2 separate regions of the Homo sapiens genome follow, and region 2 is linked to region 1. The links are chromatin loops, found by intact Hi-C in ENCODE. Cell type or tissue: IMR-90. All regions are shown on one strand.

Region 1 (8,000 bases):
AAACCTCATTCATGCAATCTTTGATAATGAATAGTAGTGGTAATTAAATTGTGTGCTTTTCTAGATTCCTATGAAAGATTAAAGTTCAAATACATTGGGGCTTTGGGTGAAGCACCAAATTAATTTGACCAACCCAAGTATCTATATAGAATTTAACAGTAAGGCAGAATTTAAGCATTCCTTCTGCTACCATGGAATATTATTTCATTACAATGGAATAATAACACCCATTAAGGGAGTGTATTGAAGCCAAAACACCAAAGATTTTAATATGAAGAGTAACCAGAAATGCTTCTAACTATGTCCTTCTGGGAGTAATAAGGCTATTATGGTTGATATACAGAGTTAGCTTCCTGTTGCTCCAGAGTGACTCTGATGCCATTCCATATAATAGCTTTTTATTTTTGTTCTATTACTTTTTGGTGTAAAATCAAGAGTTTTAGGCACCTAATGTAAAAAACAAAATTTACTAATTTCATTAGTATTGAAAGTTACAAACACATGTTGGGTATCCCTTATCTGAAATGCCCGGGACCAGAAATATATCAGATTTTGGATTTTTTTTTCTGGATTTTGGAATATTTACATATCTGTACATAATGAGAGTCTTGGAGATGGGACTCAAGTCAAAAATATAAAATTCATTTATATTTCATATACACCTTATACACATAGCCTGAAGGTAATTTTATACAATATTTCCAATAGTTTTGTGCTTCAAACAAAGTTTGGGTACATTGAACCATCAGAAAGGAAAGGTGTCATTGTCTCAGCCACCCATGTGGACAATCTCTGGTTGTTTGGCATCACTGTTGTTGCTGAGTCTGAATGTGAGGAACATGCCATTGGCATGTCTTGCCCACACACACACCATTTTGTTATCTTTTGTGGGTGTGCTTATGTGGGGGAATCTGGGCGTGTGTGAAAAAAATATATTGCAGCTGAAAGGGGGCTGGAAGGGTCTTTTTTCCCATGGTGAAGCTGACTAAACTTTGTGCTGTGTGCCTGCATTTTGACTGGAACTCATCACATGAGGTCAGGTATGGAATTCTCCACTTGTGGCATCATGTCAGTGCTCAAACTATTTCAGATGCTGGAGCATTTAGGATTTTGGATTTTCAGATTAGGGATGCCCAACCTATAATAATAATAATTAAAATCAGTAGGGTTCAAACTTAAAAACTAAATTTTATGTACGTTATGAATATGCGGCTGAAGAGAGATATTCTCTCTCTTACATATGAGGAAGTATGGCTCCGAGTAGTTTAGTAACTTGTCCGGATTTCATATCTACTAATGTCAGAACCTAAGGAGAACTCAAGGTCTTTAGTTACTCCTCAGTGTGCACATTTACTATAGTTCATAGATATATATTTCTCAGTCTGAGTGGAAATAGACATCTCAAGATGGCTATTAAAAAAGAATGCTTCAGGCTGGGCAAGGTGGCTCACACCCGTAATCCCGGCAGTTAGAGAGGCCAAGGTTGGAGCATCACTTGAGGCCAGGAGTTTGAGACTAGCCTGGGGAACATGGCAAGACTTTGTCTCCACTAAAAATGATAATTTTAAAAAATTAGCCAGGAGTGGTTGTATATGCCTGTAATCCTAGCAACTTAAGAGGCTAAGGTGGGAGTATCGCTTGAGCCCAGGAGATTGAGGCTGCAGTGAGCTATAATGGTGCCACTGCAATCCAGCCTGGGCAACAGAGTGAGACCCTGTCTCAAGAATAAAAATAAAAATAAAAAAGAGTGCAAGAATGCATCATATTCATGTCATTCATTGTTTGAGAGTGAATTCAAGGGATTCAGAAAGCTAAACAATAGTGCATTAAAATGAAGTTTTGTGGAAGTGGTTTCTTCTTGACCAGTGTCTTTAATCTAAAAGCTTTTATGTGCTGAATGAAAGAATAAAGCTTCTGCTATTTTGATATTTTGAGAGACTATATGTATATAATATATTCTACATATTATGAATATATACATTGCATTAGTCTATTGAGAACTTGCTCTGTAAGATTTTGAAATTTTTAGCATTTGTTTACTTCAGGTAAACTTCCCCCAAATTAATTTAATATCTCACCATTCTGTATTTGCGTTGATTATTTTTACACCATTTTTTAGGCTAAGAATGGAAGATTTCAGTTGTTCATTTATAATGTGAGGGACTTTGTAAAATAGGCTTCTGGGCAGTCCCTACCTTTTCCTGTTTGTATGTTCAAAGAAAAGTCATTAAGGGAACTAAAGATTTAATTAAAGGAAATGGGAAGACCTGAGTGAATTTAACAGTTAGTTTTGATAGGGATGCACAGATAATGGAGCTACCTAAAACTTGCCTGTTGATGACGTTAAGACCTTCACTGCATTAGTTGCTTGTCCTTAGATTTCAATGATTTACAGAAAAAGTGGGTACAAATATGAACTAAATACAAACAAGTTCCAAAAGCTCATAACATTTCAGTTTTGGTCAGTGATGACTATGAAGCCTAAAGAAATTGCACACTCTCATGTCTTTCTCTTCTCGCAAGTTGCAACAGGAACTTCTAGCCATAAAACAGCAACAAGAACTCCTAGAAAAGGAGCAGAAACTGGAGCAGCAGAGGCAAGAACAGGAAGTAGAGAGGCATCGCAGAGAACAGCAGCTTCCTCCTCTCAGAGGCAAAGATAGAGGACGAGAAAGTAAGAGGCACCAGGGTAAACGATGGACTCTCTTTCCTCATCGTTAGCTGATCATTATTCAGAACAAAGCCTGATAAAGAGTGCGGTTAGACTCGTCAAAATTATCTGTGTTTAATTAAAAGCATAGATTACAGACCCAACTGTAAAGTTTTGACATTTACATACCAGCTCACATCATTGAGTCTGCAGAGCGTCTCAAGAAGCAAACGTAACATTATCTGGCAAAGGTGCTGATTTCTGTTGTTTTGAACCTTAAAAATAATGTAATTCTAAAGCAGTCTAATATATGCCATCTTGTTTAATAATCAGCTTGTATCCACATCTCCTGACTATGCCTTCCTTACTCCTGGCCAAGTAATAATTGCTCTCTAAGTAAAGCCTTGCCTCCATTTAGTTTTGGCATACTCAAACTTTGAGAAGATTTAAGACATAACACATGCAAAAGAACTATCCACAAGAGGGAGACAGATCCAAATAATTCCCCTGTATTAGGTCAGTTCAAAATCAGGTCGTAGCAAAGTTTAAAATTTGATGACTTGAACTGGAATTGTCAGCAATATTTATTTGTTTAATGCTCAAAGGGTTTTTTTAAAAACTAAGGTTTTCAAACTAGCAACTCAGAAAAGATTATTTTAATGTGTTTAAGGGATTTAATATGGATCTAATCCCTCAAGATAACTTGATTATTAAAATACAGTGTTTTGTTCCTCTGCAGTATTTTTTAAACTTAAAAAAGTTGATTTTGGGAATTCCCTCTTTGCAAAAGTAATTAAAGAAATAGCTGAAAGTCTTTTGAAAATTTGCAATTTAAGTAGTATTTATAAAGCATTACTGTACTATTTTCTAAAGCATATTTGGACTGTGGTTTCTTCTTTTAATAGGAAAACTTTATGTGCTGTGACCAGCGATTTTACTTCTTAATCTTTGTCAAATATTCTAGAGGCATGAGAGGACAAAACTCACCATCAACATCTGTTTCTGTGTGTGTATGTGTGTGTGTGTGTGTGTGTGTGTGTGTGTGTATTTCAGGGGCAGTGGCAAGTACAGAAGTAAAGCAGAAGCTTCAAGAGTTCCTACTGAGTAAATCAGCAACGAAAGACACTCCAACTAATGGAAAAAATCATTCCGTGAGCCGCCATCCCAAGCTCTGGTACACGTATGTTCAGTGTTTGGCTGTTTTCATTCCTGGGGTAAAGAACACAGGTTCTGTATTTAGCCGACCTGGGTACACATCCTTAGCCTGCCATTTCTCAGCTGTCTGGCTGTGGGCAAGTTCCTTCAGTTCTCTAAGGATCAGTTTCCTTCTCCATAAAAAGAGGAAAATAATAGTGCATGCCCTCTAGGGTTGCTGGCACGGTCCTATAAAATAACATGGTAAGGTACATAACAGAGAGAAGTGCTAAATAAATGGTAGCATTTATCAACTTGAGGGCAAGGAAGTATATATGTTCTTTGATGAATGAATAACTGACAAATGTGAGGTGGGCAAAGAAATTTGTATTTTGCATTTTTCCATTCTCAACTGGTGCATTTGGTATCTATATAGTAATTTCAAAAGGTTTAGCAGATTGTGATTTTATTACACTTGACTTGGTGTAAGATGGAGGTCAGAGCTATTTTCAAAAATCTAGTAGAATTTTGTCTCAAATGAAGAAAAAAGGAAGGAAGAAAGGAAGATAAGGGAGGGTAGGGAAGGGAAGTTGAGAGGTTGCTAAATAAATAACTCTAAGTCTTCAGTGAATAGTTTACCCCTGCCCACCTCACTTCATTTCTTCCCAGACAGCAAAATAATAGCTTGGCTCCTGACACACAACCTGACAACATAATACACTGTGGTATTGTGGTTTTTATAGAACTGTATTTCTGTAAGTCCAATACACAAATATTTCAATAAAATATAGAGGATGTGGTGATTTTAAAACTCAGGGCAAAGAACTGATAGGCAAATCATATATGGATAATAAACTAATAGATAATAGTTTCATTTCTTTCTTAGAAGTGTTTGCCAAATGACCATATATTTTTACACTTATATATTTTTCAATCCCTCACACCATTAAAGATAGGAATAGTACTTGATTACTCTGTTATATTAATATTGTAAGCAGCCTGGGAGTTCTATTTAAAGAGTTAATGTACTTATAAGGCTATTTTATAGGTATCCGCCCTTCTCTGCATCCCAAAACAGGTAACAGACAGATACCATAATGTTTTATAAATACTTTTTAATGATTTTCATAATTTCTGTCATGTATATCAGTTGACATGAAAAACAAATCTCTGAAAAACAATTTCAAATATTCAATCAATATCACGAATGATTTAAAAAGAAACACGATTTTGTTACCTAAAACTACACACATAATTTATAGCTAATTCATAATTCAAAATTAAAGTCTGTTCTAAGAAAAGATAATAGCATTAAATGAGAAACAGCTACATGCAAAGAATTTGTCGGTTAAAGTTCATTAGCTGTTCTCTTAGGTAATATTAAGCATAGCTCTCACATGTTACTTAGCAGTATTTACCTTGTTTTTATGAAATTGAACTTCAGTAGAGTCCAACTGCAGATAACCACAAACGATTAATTTATAGAATCTGAATTTAATGCCATTTTTGCCAGTTATAGCTAGAAGAAATATCCTTAAACCAATAAAGTCTTAAGAATATATGATTTAAATAAATAATACTGGTAGAACAATCATTGTGATGGTGATACTATGTCCTGTTCATTGTTTTCATTACATATGTAATTATAGATATTTATATCTACTAGATAGTCAATATTCAGTCCTATAAACTATTCTCCAGCAGCACAGTTGCATCTCTTAGATTGTATTCACCCAGGAAAAAGAAAACATTTAAAAAAATTGGTTTCATATTAAAGAATGTGATCCCCATTCTTTACTACTGAAACTGCCCCAGAAGTCAGGAGATGGGAGTCCGTTGGCACAATCCTGTCTTTTCAGTAAAAAAGGCTACTCTCATGTACTCACATGTACTATCTAGCAATTTTTTAAAATGAAGTCCTTGCGTATGTTTACTATTACCTTGATTGTTTTATACTGTTGACTAGAAAGGATTGAGATGATGACTTTTCCCCTAGGGTGGCTCTTAAGAGAACATAGGCAGTAATCTCAAATTGTCAAAAGCTCAGACTCTTGGTAAATTATTTTAGTGAAGCAAACTTTCTATGTGACTGTATGACCAAACACATGCTGGACATCCTTAGGATCCCTGCATCATTCCATAGCATACTGCTACAGTGAACTTGGTTATGTGAGGCTATGGTTTGTATACACTAAGGAGAAAGAGCATAAACATAGCTGAGGCACGTGTACAGCGTGTGCAGCTGATTATTGCTGACCAATATGCAGTAAAAACTACCAAGTAAATAGTGAAACTTCCTTGTCTTTTCTAGGGCTGCCCACCACACATCATTGGATCAAAGCTCTCCACCCCTTAGTGGAACATCTCCATCCTACAAGTACACATTACCAGGAGCACAAGATGCAAAGGATGATTTCCCCCTTCGAAAAACTGGTAAGTTGGTTTAACAGGAACTCTGTTTGCTCTTCTGTAACACACCTGTAAGTTTCATTTTGCCACACCTCTAGAAGAAAGTCAAAGGATTTGAGTCGTAGATAATATACCTCCCCACCCCTGCCCCCAGCATAAGCAAACAATGCACACACATACCCTACTTATTTCTGCATCAGTTGATTCATGACATAATCAAAATATCTCTTTTTCAGTTTAAAAGTTTATCATATTTGAACTTTAGCCAAATTATTTTCTTACTAGGAATAAATAAAAATAAAAATTTCGTATCTCGGAAAATCTAACTCTTCTCCATTAGATAGGGCCTCTGTAATATCTTTCATTGTCCTGTTTTTCTGCTGTACCTCAACCATTTACCACAAAAACGAGAATAATAAAGTTTAATTTTTCCAATAAATATTTTACAAACCTTAAATTTTAATTGTTTTTGTGGTGAAAGCAGGTAAGGCCAAAGCTACCTTCTGAGTAAGTGACTAGCCTAATATCTCATGGATTATAATAGAACTCAGAGTGAAATTATATCTGATAATCTCATGAAGTTAGGGGAAATAGCGCAATTAAGCTTTTATTTAGAATTTAGTAAACAGTTCTGTGGCTCTAAGGATTGTATTTGCTGTTCCATCTTCATCTCCTTTCTGAGCATTCTGATATGTATATATTTAATGTCTTATATGCTTTTACTGCTATAATAAATGTTTAACTAGATATACATATAAATAGCATTTGTGTACATTCTATTCTAAATCTCAACGTTGTTTGCCAAATATAGTTCTTTAGAGACAGTAGTAAATTTAAAAATGTTTATCTCCACAACTGATCTGAAAAGATATTCATGTAAGATAGCTTGGTCTATTGTATTTGACTCAGATCTACTTGAAGAAGTATAGATTTATTTGTTTTATATATGAAATCTGCAGAGTGAAAATGATTTCAAATAATTATATTCATTTTCCCAAGCAATTTTGAGAAATTAAAATGAATATAGATTGTAAAAACACATGCCGAAGCTATTTTTTGTCATATAATTTACCTGTGGCATAATGAAGATTTTAAAATAAAATCAGTTATGAATAAGAATTTATTATTCGCCATCTAGCATATATTGAAGGCACTAGGAAAGGATGTTTAACTATTGCAAAACAACCTGTGGCTTTTTAATTTAAATAGCCCAAATATTTTTGCATTTCTACTAAAAGATGATAAGTATTATAAAATACCTTAATAGAAGGCTATGCAAAGGCAAGGATAATTGAGTTTTATGTATTGCATCAGAATTCCACCCTATTATCTGCAAATCAGAGTGTCTTATAAATAAACTTTTCTAGGATGAAAGAAAGCAAAATGTGAGCCTCTATGTTATTTCTAAAACATGAGTATAGTTTATGAAAAGTGATCCATAAAGGACAGGAGTTTTAGAATGTGGGGACTTTGATCTGCAGGCTTGACATTTATTTGTGAGTAGCATGAGTAGGAGCTATTTACTGAGATTATGCAGATACTACCCCAGGTCTTAGGGCAGTGAATGGCATTCAAGAATCTAAGGAGTTACTAAAAGGAAAGAAAAATATGGATTCCCCTTATGGCAGGAGGTTACTGATGAGTGATATAGTTACATTCACAGAGAAAGACTTCTATCCTGCTGAGCACAGAGCCTTTGAATATATCCTTACCACTGGGAGATTGAAAACTGACTGCAGAACTGATAACTGACTTTGAAAAGAAGTGGCATTTGGGAACATTAAGCACCCAGTGAGAAAATCTGATA
Region 2 (8,000 bases), 1.1 Mb after region 1:
TGGTCTCGCTGACTTCAAGAATGAAGCCACAGACCTCTGTGGTGAGTGTTACAACTCTTAAAGGTGGCACAGACCCAAAGAGTGAGCAGCAGCAAGATTTATTGTGAAGGGCAAAAGAACAAAGCTTCCACGGCATGGAAGTGGACATGAATGGGTTGCCGCTGCTGGCTGGAGTGGCCAGCTTTTATTCCCTTATTTGTCCCCACCCACATCCAGCTGATTGGTCCATTTTACAAACACTGACAGAATTGAATTTAAAAAATAGATAATTTGGCAATAATAGTTGGAATCTTCAATACTCCACTCTCAAGAATGGATAGAATATCTATAAATAAAATCAACAGTAGAAGACTTGAACAACACCATAGGCCAATTAAACCTAACAGCTGTATACAGAAACACACCACACAATGAAAGCGGAGTTCACATAAAACATTCTCCAGGCTATAAATATTTACAGCTATAATATATTCTCAGTAAATGTTAAAAGATTGAATTTATGTTTAGTATCTTATCCAAGTACAGTGGAGTGAAGATGGAAATAAATAACAGAAGGAAAATGAAAATTCTCAAATAAATGAAAATTAAACAACATGCTCTTAAACTACCAATGGGTCAAAAAAAGTCATTAGAAAAATTAGAATATACTTGGAAATAAATGAAAATGGAAATTAAAACACAAAAATCAAAACAGAGGATGTAGCAAAAGCAATGCCTAGAGAGGAGTATATAGCTATGAATATCCACATTAACAAGGAAGAAAGAGCTCAAATCAACAACCCAACTTTACACCTTAAGGAGCTTTAAAAACTAAGGAAAACTATATCCCAAACAAGCAGCAATAAAGATTTGAGCAGAGATAAATGAAATAAAGAACAGAAAAACAATAGAATCAACAAACCCAGAAGTTGGTTTTTTAAAAAGATCAACAAAATTGGCATTTCTTAGTCAAGCTAAGAAAAATAAACAGAATACATAAATCACTCAAATTAGAAATAAAAGTAGGGATATTACTATTGACCTTAAGAAATTAAAAATATTTTGAGAGGATACTATGAACAATTGTAGGCTAAACAATTTTATAAATGGGTGAATGGAACAAATTTCTAGAAACACACAAATTATCAAAATTGACTTCAGAAAGAACAGAAAATCTTAACACTGCTCCGACAAGTAAAAGATTGAATCAGTAAGTAATCAAAAATCTCACAAGAAATAAAGTCCATAGTCAGATAACTTCTGCTGATATAGTCTGCCAAATATATAGAGAAGTAACACCCATCCTACTCAAACTCTTCCTAAATAGAAAAGGAGGAAACACTTTCTAGCACATCCTATGATTCCAGCATTACTCTGATTCTAAAATGAGACAAAGACATTACAAGAAAAGAAAAAAATAGACCAATACCCATTAGTAAAATAAAGCCAAAAATCTGCAACAAAATACTAGCAAACTGAATTTAACAGTACATTAAAATGTTTATATACCATCACCAAGTTTGATTTTTCCAAGAAGTAAAAGAGTGGTCAAACATATGAAAATCAGCCAATAAAAAGCAACATATTTATAAAACCAACGGGGAGAAAAAGACTCCAAAACCTGTCGTCATTTCAATAGGCACGAAAACAGCATTTGACAAAATCTGACACTCCTTAATGATAACAACACTCAGCAAACTAGGAACAGCAAGGAACTTCCTCAACATGGTAAAGGCATTTATAAAAAACCCACAGCTAACATCATATTCGATGGTGAATGATGGAAAGCTTTTCTTTAAGATTAGAAATAACATCAGGATGTCCACTCTTACCACTGCCCTTCAACATTATACTGGAAGTTCTGGCCAGTCTTGCCAGTTAGGCAAGAAAAATAAATAAAAGATATCCAAGTAAAAAAGAATGAATAAACTATTTGATGATGAAATAAATAGAAAATCCCAAAGAACCCCTTAAAAAACCTATTAGAGCTAATAAACAAATTCAGCAAAGTTGTGTTATAAGATCATTATTAAAAAATCTGTGTTTCTTTACACCTACAATAAACAATCTGAGGTCAAATAAAGAAAATAATAATATTTACATTAGCATCCAAAAGAATACCAAAGAAGAAATTTAAACAATGGGGTGCAAGATTTATATACTGAAAATGACAAAATATTCCTGAAAGAAATTAAAGACCTAAATAAATGGAAAGACACCCTGTGTTCATGGACTGAAAGACTTAATTCAGTTAAGATGGCAACAGATATCCACAAAGTGATACAGAGATTCAATGCAATCTCTATCAAAATTCCTATTGCCTTTTTTTTGCAGAAATGGAAAAGCCAGTTCCAAAAATCACATGAAATTTCAAGGGACCCCCAAATAGCCAAAATGATATATAAAGGGAAAAACAGACTTGAAGAATTCACACTTCCTGATTTAAAACTTACTACAAAGTTACAGTATTCAAAACAATGTGATACTGGCATAAGGATACAAATCTACATCAATGGACTAGAATTGAAAGTCCCAAAGAAAACCTGAACATCTATGGACAATTGATTTTTAACAAAGGTGCCAAGATCATTCAATGAGGAAAGAATAGTTCCTTGCCATAACGTGATGAGACAACAGGGCAACCACATGTTATAGAATTAAGTTAGACTCCTACCTTACTTCATATGCAAACTCAAAATGGAAAAACAACCAAAATGCAAGAGTCAAAACTCTAAAACTATTAGAAGAAAACATTGGGAGTAATAATTGATGACTTCTAATTGGCAATGAATTCATAGATTTAACACCAAGAGCACAAGTAACAACAACAACAAAAGATAAGTTGGATTTCATAAAAATAAAAAATTGTGTGCATCAAAGGACAGTTCCAAGAAAGTGAAAAGACAACCTCCGGAATTGGAGAAAATATTTGCAAATCATATCTGATTAGGGTTTAATATCCAGTATATGCAAAGAATTCCTAACACTCAGCAACAAAAAGACAATCTAATTAAAAACAGAACAAAGGACTTGAACAGACATTTCTTCAAGGAAGAATACAAATGACCAATAGCACATGAAACGACGTTCAACATAATTAGTCATTAAGAAAACACAAAACCATAATGAGATACCACTTCACAACTATTAGGAATTATATAATTGTTTAACAGAAGATAAGTATTGACAAAGATACAGAGATATTGGGATCCTCATACATTCCTGGTAGACATGTAAAATGAAGCAACCATTGTACAAAACGATTTGGCTGCTCCTCAAAAATCTAAATATAACATTACTATATGATCTAGCAATTCCACTTCTAGGATACAGGTTTTTGTTTGCCGATGTTCATTGCCACATTATTTACAATAGACAAAAGGTGGAAGCAAGCCAAATGTCCATTAGCAGACGAATGTAAACAAAATGTGGTAATATACATACAATAGAATATTATTCAGCCTTAAAGGAATGAAATTCTGGCACATGCTATAACATGCATGAACCTTGAAAACATTATGCTAAATGAAAGAAGCCAGATTTGAAAGGTTATATATTATGTCTTTTTAATGGAATATACAGAAGAGGCAAATTCGTGCAGACAGAAAGCAGATTTCTGGTTGCTAGGGGACAGAGAAAGCAGAGAATATTGAGTGATCATGTAATGGCTACAAGGTGTTTTTTGAGGTGGTAATGTTTTGAAAATGAAAGAGGAAGTAGTTGCAAAACATTTCAAATACACTAAATGCCACTGCATTGTACAACTTAAAATGGTTTACTGTATGTTATTTGAACTGCACATCAGTGAAAAAGTACAATTTGGTCTAAACATAAACTGTTTGGTGTCTTACTATTCAGCAATTATAAAAAGAAAAATTAAACATCTCTTTGATTTTGAAATAATGGCTTTAAATGTCATCCTTACCTTTCCAAATTAGAATTTGTCTTTTTACTGTCTTAATCTTAGCTTTGTATACATGCTGGGGGTGGGCTGAGGAGCTAGGAAAAATCCTCTTTTTCTTTTTTACTTCTTCATCCAATGTTCAAAAGTTGAAATTTTTTTTAAAAAATAGATATGTCTGAATGAGAATATGAGACATTTTGGTCTAAGTCATGTGCAGCACTTCAAACATTTCATTTGTCTTCTCATAGAGGTCTGAGAGGTGAGCCACTGGATACTATTTAAGCATGCATTCTTCACATTCATAAATAACTGTCATTTGTGATTCTGTTATATCTATGTTGCTACCTATCATAGCCCCTGCCATTAGCCTGTAGAGTTACAAACAAGAGTGGTAAGGCAGAGAGATGTCAGAGAGATGTAATCTCATGACCGTTAAATCCATAAAAATTCCTGCAAGTAGCCTTAGCTTCTGGGGAGATCATCTGCTTGCTCTGAATTAAAAGCAGCATCGAGTAATTGAAGGATTTCCTTTGACTGTACCTCAGCTAGAAATTATTTAGTGTCAATAAAAAATTTTGTTCTGGTAAGTTTTCAGCATGATTCTAAAGCAATTCAGTAGCACAGCCGTCATTTCAAAACAATGTAATGGAATTCAATGAATGCTCTTCAGCACAGACTACATTATCACAATTAATGCATATATACAAAATAGAAGTAAATTATCTAAACAGTAGGCTATGACACTCCTGCCTTTGAGGAAAAAGATATATGAAAGTTAAATATCATTTCAAGACTTATGTCATAAAGTCCCTACAGTGGAATAAATTTGCTTTCTTCTGTTGAGGGCCATTGAATGCAATATTTATGGCTTTTTTTCTTAATATACCTTAGTAGTTATCAGGTGAATCCTTTAGTGATCAAAATTTTACTGCCCAAAGTTCTGTTAACATTCACCAAAATTTTATTTCACCGTTTACCTACATAATAGAATTAGTCTAGTTGGGAACACATGGGGTAAAAAGGTCCAATATTTAAAGCAATACTCCACCTTGTGGTAGAGTATGAAAAATGCATAGAAATTCCTTCAACAACAAATAAATGATTACAAATCTATTGACTCTGAAATAGAAGCTTTTCCTTGACTTTCTCTCTTTGAAGAAATACCAGAAAATGTATTGATTTTTAAATAATGACTTCTCAACTATTGACTACTCAAGAGCAAAATTTCACCTAATTTGAAGAAAAAAAAACTTTGAGAAGAACAAAACACTGATACTAGGTAATATCATGGACTAATTTTAATATGCATATTTTGATTAAAAATACATTTTAAATTAAAAACACAAGTGCTGGGTTAGTTTTCTCTAAGGAAAACCAAGGCATAGACTAGAAGAAATCTTAGAAAATTTCAAATTAAAAACTAAATGTATATGTATATATCATATAATATAAATAATTTTATACACCATAAGGAAAAACGTACTTGATAACAATGGTATTATGTTTACAGTGAAAAGAAATCCAATATTTAAAAGAAAAGTGGAAGAAAAAGTTATTCTGGAAATGTTGATAGCCATTACCATTTTAAAATCTGATATTAATCATTTTTAATTTAATAGTAAAAATATCTAGAAGTTTTAAGGGTGTTTTTATAAATATCAATTATTATTTTGTTTTGTTTTTTCTTTTTTAAGGAATACAATCTCTAACATAAATATATACTGCATAAACAAATTTTTCTTGGATGCTAGACTAAAGAAAGAATACCTGTTAAGAGAGCTGAGTTTTCTTTCAGGGAAAAAAATTAAATCTGTGGGTTGTAGAAGTTATTGGTTTCAAATTATTGCCATTAATTGTGGGCCAACAACTACTGCCAGCCACTGACTGATTCCTTTTCTTATACTATTTCTAGAACTTTAACATCCCTACAAGACAAATATTATTGTCCCCATTTGAGAGATGAGAAAACAGAGGTTCAGAATTAAGTAATCCACCCAAAGGTTTGAACCTAATTCTGCCAAGGCTCACACCCATGCACTCCTTCATGCAATCTTTCCATTTGCATAGCAAGGACAAAGTGTCTTATTTACAAAACTAAGCGAATTTTAAAAATTATCTGAGAAGGACTAATTTTTTTAACAAACAAATGAGAAATAACATTTTAAATGAATGATTAAGCTGATATTGCTGTTATTAATGAAGTTTTAAAAACACTTGGACTATGTATGTATATATGTAAATGTCTGAGTCCAACAATGAGTCTAACAGTGCAAGAATTAAAAGGTAAGCTTTATCTTAGGTCAGTATAAATTAGCCTTGTAAAAAATATTAAGTCTGATTTTAAATGTCGTAATAAAAACCAAGATGAACAAATTGAGTAAGATCCAGTGGGAGTCTCCTGGGCTAAAAATACTTCGTTATTACACCCTGACTTACCTGACAAGTACTTGCTTAACCTAAATGGACTATCTTGAAAACCCCTTAGAGGAAAAGCTGAAGGGTAGAAAATAACTTTACTTAATGGATCGTTTAATGACATATTTATCGAAATTTTCAAACATGTCTGAAAGATGTGATATGGAATGTAGAATATCTCCTTTTAGGAAAGCATCATGATTTCACAATTTCCCTAAAGTTGCTATTTTTAGGAAAACTGAAAATCCCTTTGGAGATGATCTAAACAGTTTGTAAAAACAAACAAACAAAAAAATCAAAATTGCCACCTCTACTTTAAAGTAGCTTGTCCAAGTAGAAAGAATCTTGCTATAAATGAGGACAGCTACGATCAGCAACCTTGGGATCTTCTGGGTCCCATCTCAAAGAGCTGGTATCAAGTCCTCTTTTAATTAACAATGCATTCATACAGAGTATAGTACATAAGACATTTTGTTAGGAAAACCATCCTTACATTTAAAATTCAAACTGGGCCAGGCATGGTGGCTTATGCCTGTAATGCTGGCACTTTGGGAGGCCAAGGCAGGCAAATCACCTGAGGTCAGAAGTTTGAGACCAGCCGGGCCAACATGGCAAAAACCTGTATCTACTAAAAATACAAAAATTAGCCAGGACTGGTGGCATGGGCACGTAATCCCAGCTATTCGGGAGGCTGAGGCAGGAGAATCGCTTGAACCCGGGAGGCAGAGGTTGCAGTGAGCCGAGATAGCACCACTGCACTCCATCCTGGGCAACAGAGTGAGACTCCATCTCAAAAAAAATTAAAAAATAGAATTCAAACTGGAGGAAAAATGAAATGGCATTTTCTAAGAGTTCAAACTAAACATAAGGAAAGAAATAATGACTGAATTATTTTGAAAAACTTTTTGAAATTCAGGAAGAGTGAAGATTTTCCTAATCTAGATGAATTCAAGACCATTTGATATGGTTTTGATCTGTGTCCTCGCCCAAATCTCATGTAGAATTATAATCCTCAATGTTGGCAGTGATGCCTGGTGGGAGGTGATTGGTTCATGGGGGTGGTTTCTCATGAATGATTTAACACCATCCTGCTTAGTGCTGTTCTCCTGATAGTGAGTGAGTTCTCATGAGATCTGGTTGCTTAAAAGTGTCTAGCGTCTTCTCCCATCTCTCTCTTCCTTCTGCTCCAGCCTTTTCCTTCTGAAGTGCCTTGCTCCCTGTTTGCCTTTCACCACGACTGGAAGTTTCCTCCAGCCTCCGCAGAAGCAGAAGCCACAATGCTTCCTGTACAGCCTGCAGAACTGTGAGCCAATTAAACCTCTTATCTTTATAAATTACCCAGTCTCAGGTATTTCTTTATAACAGTGCAAGAAAGAACTAATATAATATTGTACTATTTGAAAAGTGATTGCAGAGCTTGAAAGAAGTGTGCTTGAGCCTGTAAAATTAGGCACTAGACTTAACTACATTTCTTTGAGTACCTAATGGTGCAGAAAATGGTCACGAGAACTGGGGAGAAATTATCAAAATTTTCTTTATTGTACATATATATGCACAACATACATTCATTCATTTTCTCACTGATGGAGAATTTGGATGTGTTAAAACACTGTGTATTTTATTTTTTTTTTAAGTAGTGCATGAGAAAAGAGAAAGAATAAAACTTATAAGAAGAATATATTGAATTTAACGTTTCTAACAA

Evidence for each region. Peaks named below come from ENCODE experiments on the same cell type or tissue, not always from the same donor. Only the 100,000 strongest peaks of a DNase experiment are listed, where the experiment ranks them.
Region 2: a loop joins it to region 1, with 11 times the contacts of the local background. A loop is called at or near these places in 17 of 110 quality-filtered maps.

The regions. Positions count from the first base shown.
Region 1 is chr7:18,587,813-18,595,812 of GRCh38, forward strand. It overlaps HDAC9 (histone deacetylase 9), which reads left to right. Exons shown (of 26, transcript NM_178425.4): 4 at 2,524-2,674; 5 at 3,704-3,830; 6 at 6,096-6,217. Among named protein-coding and RNA genes, the nearest start is that of HDAC9, 96 kb to the left of the region's middle. In IMR-90, a CTCF peak has its summit at 3,138 (motif pointing right); a DNase peak (open chromatin) is centred at 3,139; H3K27ac peaks cover 158 bases.
Region 2 is chr7:19,660,683-19,668,682 of GRCh38, forward strand. It overlaps LOC105375180 (a long non-coding RNA gene), which reads left to right. Exons shown (of 5, transcript XR_007060245.1): 5 at 7,489-8,000. Among named protein-coding and RNA genes, the nearest start is that of MIR3146, 41 kb to the right of the region's middle. In IMR-90, a CTCF peak has its summit at 4,930; no DNase peak of the experiment used is centred here.